Linked DNA regions of Homo sapiens: region 1 is linked to region 2. A link is a loop called in an ENCODE intact Hi-C map of the cell type or tissue named here. Cell type or tissue: Caco-2. All regions are shown on one strand. Each heading gives the region's core, and the rest is flanking DNA. Links, peaks and the distances in the headings are about the cores only.

Evidence for each region. Hi-C counts contacts between places; a loop is a spot of excess contacts. Peaks named below come from ENCODE experiments on the same cell type or tissue, not always from the same donor. Only the 100,000 strongest peaks of a DNase experiment are listed, where the experiment ranks them.
Region 1: a loop joins it to region 2, with 5 times the contacts of the local background. A loop is called at or near these places in 5 of 110 quality-filtered maps.

Annotation. Positions count from the first base shown.
Region 1 is chr1:94,425,556-94,428,478 of GRCh38, forward strand. The region is part of intron 1 of ABCD3 (ATP binding cassette subfamily D member 3); the gene reads left to right. Among named protein-coding and RNA genes, the nearest start is that of ABCD3, 8.6 kb to the left of the region's middle. In Caco-2, for the core only: no CTCF peak of the experiment used is centred there; no DNase peak of the experiment used is centred there; H3K4me3 peaks cover 267 bases.
Region 2 is chr1:94,353,932-94,356,854 of GRCh38, forward strand. No RefSeq gene overlaps it. Among named protein-coding and RNA genes, the nearest start is that of ABCD3, 63 kb to the right of the region's middle. In Caco-2, for the core only: no CTCF peak of the experiment used is centred there; a DNase peak (open chromatin) is centred at 1,720.

The DNA of each region.
Region 1 (2,923 bases), core at 216-2,715, 72 kb after region 2:
ATTAATGAATGGAGGCTTATGAATTTCCTTAGTGTTTGTGGAAACTGTGGGCATTCTTAAACTACACAGGTTGATGTATTACTTTTCATGAGTTGTGCCAATTTGCAGTACTATGAATGAATGCTGACTTAATTACCTACTCATCATTAGGGGATATTTAAATTTTTTTCTACTTTACGGATGCAAAATAGTCTTGAAAGATTATTTTAATTTGCACGTATTTTATAATTTGCAAAAATGAACATTTTTTTGTGCAGCTACTTGATCTTTATTATGGAGGTAGTTTGGCATAGTGTTAAAGAATAGTCTTTAGAGTCAGATGTAGGTTCAATTTTTCCTTTGGCCGTTTGTCAGATCTGTGACCTTGGTCAATTTACTTAACCTCTTTGAACCTCAGTAGAACAGGGATAGTAGTATTTACTCACTCACTCAGCAGTTAAGTGAGGATTAATGGAGAAAACGTTTTAACCCAGTGCTCAGTAAATAAAAGGTAGCTCTCATTTCTATGCTTGCTAAAAGAAAACTAAAAGGACAACAAAACATACCTTTGTTAGCTTCTTAAAAACTCCCGAGCCTTCCTAATTTCCTCAGATACACCCATGAAAATCTCCCAAAGGAAGCCTTTTTCAATTGATAGAATCATTTACTTTCAGAGTTGGAAAGTATCTTAAGTTAGTTTTATGTGACATGGTTTTAGGTTTCTGTATTTTTTCAGTTGCTGCTTCCTGAATATGACAGTCTTTATTTCTCCACCTTTTAAAGAGGCATTGCTAAATGGAATTCGGCATTCAAAGTGTCTTCTCACTGGCACACTAGCAGAGAACTGTGACCTACCTTGTCCTAAGCTTTCATTAAAGATCCTAAGATGTTAAGCTTTCATTAAAATAGCATGAAGTTACATTCATTTTTATGACTCTCAAATATTTTTCACTTGTATTTAGCTTTCACAATGGTTTTCCCTTCTTTCCCCCTCCTCACCTTGATGTGTTTGATTTTTTTTTTTTTGAGATGGAGTCCTGCTCTGTCACCCAGGCTGGAGTGCAGTGGTGCAATTTTGGCTTACCGCAACCTCCGACTCCCGGGTTCAAGTGATTATCTTGCCTCACCCTCCCGAGTAGCTGGGATTACAGGCACCCGCCACCACACCCAGCTAATTTTTTTGTATTTTTAGGAGAAATGGGGTTTCGCCATGTTGGCCAGGCTGGTCTTGAACTCCTGACCTCAGGTGATCTGCCTACCTCGGCCTCCCAAAGTGCTGGGATTACAGGTGAGAGCTACCGCGCCCAGCCTGAATTTTTTTTTTTTTTTTTTTTTTTAAACCTGGGTGCAGGTCTTTATACTTATTTTTGGTTGGGCACATTACTTCTTCCCTCTGAAACTTTTTGATCTGCACAATTAATTACTATTCCTTCTGTATGTTTTCCTAACAAACTTAAAAAACTGATTGGACAGGACTGAGTATAGAACAGTATGTTTACACCACTATAATCTTTCTATTAATTGACACCCTTTGGTTATTGTATTGGCTCTCATTTTTAACTTACCAGCATCTTTTCACACATTTCCTTCTGGTAGTAGACCTGGCATTCTGACAGTATCCATAACCTGATGCATACTGGGCCAGAGTCCTCTTTTGGGATGTTTCTGCTGGAGCTGGTGTGGGGAAGGGTCTTTCTTTCCTGTCACAGAGGTGTGAAGGTAGACCCTAGAACTGTATTAGCCTTGGTCTCTTACATGGAAAGGGCAGAAACCCTGATTTTGTTTATCATCAAATGCTTTGTAGCATAGTGAACAAAATTTACAAAAATTTCGTGGTCCCTTTCAAAGAAAAGAATGACCTTAGTCTGACATAGTTTTTTGGTGAATTCATATTTTCTCCTAAAAGTTACCACTTCCTTCTAAGTACCCATGCCATACTGCCCATTTAGATAAGTAAGTTGTAACTTTTTTCCTAGGATCAACATCACACTCATCCATGACCTGATGAATATCACCTTCTAATCTGTTTCAATGTAATATGAACTTGAATTATGAAGGAGAAAGATAGGATCTTCCTACATTTTCTTTGGAATTTTATCTGCTAAATTAAGTAAAATTTTACGGGAAATGGTATTTCACTATGTTGACCAGGCTAGTCTCGAATTTCTGGTCTCCAAGCGATCGCCTGCCTTGTTCTCCCAAAAGTATCAGGATTACAGGCATGAGCCACTGTGCTCGACCCTATTAGTTCTTTTGGAAAGATTTTTATGTAACTGTTGTTTAAAATGGCATTTATATTATTTCTACATAAAATTAGGCATCAGGCCCTTGCTTAAAAACATGGCTTTCATCATAACATTCTTTTTAAGAGTAAGTCACTTTTGTTTTAGGCATCTCTGTCAAGAATATAGCCTTCTATAAAGTTAAGGATAAAATTCTTTGGATAACTGCTATTTATGTAATACAGTGGAACTATTATAAATATTAAGATGGTTTGAAGCCTTCTTAGGTAAAATAGGAGTATGCTAAAAGGTGTTTTGTTTTTTTTTTTATTTTTTATTTTTTTGCCACAAGATTGAGAAATGGAAAAGTGTTTTTTTAAACACACCTTTCTTATCAGTTTGCTAGATTAGCAGGCCCGAGTGAATGCAGTTAAGTTAATAAAGTATAAAATTGAAAATAAAGCTCATCAAAGCATAATCAGCTAGTTTGATATCTGTAAATAGATGTAGCCGTCTCACCACTATAATGGTACTATAATAATTGACATAAAAGTGGATTATATGATTTACTCTATGCTTAAATTATTTGGACTTTAATATTTTATTAATACATTTATTGGCATTAAAAAGCACTGTGTAGAATGAGGCAACTGCTCTAGGTAAATAATAATTTAGTCAACATGTTATGTTTATAATGTATCATTGCATGTCACTATTTTAAA
Region 2 (2,923 bases), core at 333-2,832:
CTTTCATGATGGTTCCTGATGGAACTGCAACACCATTCAGACATTCGCTTATTTCCAAGCAGTGAGAGGAAGCTGATCCCACCCCCAGCTCCAGAGGTGAAATTGATCAGTCTAAGGGAAACTTATTCACTCCCTTTGCCAAAAGACCAATTCTGGCCAATGAGGATTTAGAAGTCTAAGGAGGAAACCCAGGCTGGAGTACAGTGGTGCCATCATGGCTCACTGCAGCCTCGACCTCCGGGGCTCAAGTGACTCTCCAGCCTCAGCCTCCCAAGCAGCTGGGGCCACAGGTATGCATTACCATGCCTGGCTAATTTTTAAATTTTTTTGTAGAGATGAGGTCTCCCTATGTTGCCCAGGCTGGTCTCAAACTACTGGGCTCAAGTGATCCTCTTGCCTCAGCCTCCCAAAGTGCTGGGATTACAGGCATGAGACACTGTGCCAGACTTAACGCTTTTCTTTTAAAAGAAAGCCACAGAAGGAAACATATCCTATCTCATAATGTGATGTTAGGATCTTCTGTAGCCATCTTACTACCAGCCTGAAAACGAAGCCCCCATTTAGGATGGCAGAATGGAGAGATGGCGGCAATGTCATCCTGCTCAGTCAATCAACTGTGGTGCCCACTCTGCCTCTGGGCTTCCTGTTAAGAGAAATATATAATACATTTTCTAAATGTTCGACTCAGTTTGAGTAGAGAATTCTATTACTTGTTAACATACATTGAGCTAAGTTTTGGGCACTCTTCAAGTACCTTAAATAAATCCATGTATTTACAACTTATAAGAAACCTATCAAGTTCACTATTTTCCTCATTTTGCACACAAGAAAACTAAGATACAAGGAGCTTGAATATTTTGCCCAGGTCACACAGCTAGTTAAGGGATAAAGCTAGGGTTGAATCTAGAGCTGGCTCAAAATCCGTAGACTTAACCACTCGTCTATCACTTTGCACCGGGCTGTCACTTGCAACCTAAAGCATTGCAGCTGATACTAACTACACGTTGCTTCTCAAGGCTGCCTCAACCAAGACTTAGGCTTTGGACCTCCTTAGCCTCCAAATCTATTGCTTCAGGCAAGCTTCACTCTCCCATGCCCACCTGCAGGGACCAGGAGTCCAGACATTAACATCTAATGTCATTTCCCATTTGAATACCTAGAAAGGCAGCCAAAAGTTAAACGTGAGTTCTTATTTCATATTCTGTGTATTTTAAGCACCTTGATATGGTCACCCTATTCAAATGACATCTATTGTGTGAGCCAAATCCTGCCTTTCAGGAGAGACCCTCTTAAGGACCTTAAGAACTGGCTGGCAGCAACTGGGAGCTTTTATATTAGTCCTGTTGCCATTGAGGAAATAGACAAGCTCTCCTCAAGCCTGTCTCGGGGACTATGTGATATATATGCATATATTATATACGTAAAACTTAGAGTTCATTGCTACATTTTGATAAGTAAGTAGGCAGACAGTAAATAGGAAGATCAATAATAGACAAATAGATAGACACATCCCCCCACACATATATTTACCAAGCTTATGTTGTGATAGGAAACTCCCGAACCTAGCACAGCTGTATATATTCTTCCTTTGATAATCAGCACTGTTTCCCCCTTCATTGTGTAACATGGGAGTGGGAAGGAACATGATTACCAGACAAGATCAATCAATTTACCTCTGCTCCCCCTGCCCTTCGTCCTGAGCAGTCCCTTCCCCCCTCCTCATTGAGAGTTTTAGGCTGTTGATCACATTCTTCCTAGCCTGTGATTGGAAGAGGATCTGGACTTTGCATAGGAACATTTTAGCAACTTACTTTCCCTGCCAGCCCTCCCATGCTCCACGCCTACCACTATTACCAGTAAATTATTTGGCAAATTTTCAGAATTATTTGAAAAATAATCAAAGCATCTAGGGGACAGGTGAAAGGGATTCTAAATCTGAGGCAGAGGTTATCAGTGGATGGTTCTATTTGATTAAGTCAGGCATGTACTCTTGCTTAATCCTGAGGCAGCATTCTTTCAACACTAATCTGTTTGAAGTCACTTCATAAGGATCAAGAAGAGAAATAATGTTAAATAACCCATTTCTAGATTTATCTGAAAAAGAAGGTGTGTTATCTTGAATGATGTGGAGAGAGGAAGACTTCACATTTGAGAAACTCTAAAATGGTAAAGGATCTAAAGTGTGATAGGATCTCCTTATGTCTAAACATGGAGGACTTGGGTTTTTTCTCCTAAAATGTTTTGTATTATAAACATCTGAAGCTTCCTTTTAAACAGAACTAAAATGAAGCAGATAGTTCAAACTTATCTGAATTTAGAGTGCAAAAAAGTATAATGTCTCTTTTTCAACTCACACTGGGCTTTGAAGATAAAGGTCAGAGGCTTGAGAGGTCTTGTCTTTATGTGAATAGCTAAAGAAGAGGATGCTCACAGAGGACTGGGATTTTTCTTTGTGTGCACTCTAGAAGAAATTTTTTATTTTATATTTTAAAAATTCAAATATTATTTTCTCCAGACCAAAAAAAAAGATATAGAAAAGTGATAATAGGGATGGGGAAAATGCTGGAGGAGCTCCAATTATGAATGGCTTATGTGTTCTGGTAGAATGTTCTGCTCCCTGACAGTCCTCCTGGTTTCTTAATGGAATAGTTCAACACTAAGGAGATGGTCAGGGTGATGTATTTATCTTTTGGAAATACCAATCCTCAATTTATAGATAAACATTTTTAGTTATTCTTATAAATTTTTTGTATGGCATACTATATGATATACTATAGTGCAGTACAGCCTTTCATATTGGTGGTTTCCACATCCACGGATTCAACAAACCGAGGATTAAAAATATTCTGAAAAAAAAAGTCCAGAAAGTTCCAAAAGGCTAAACTTGAATCTGTAGCATGCTGAGCACTGTGTTGAAACCATG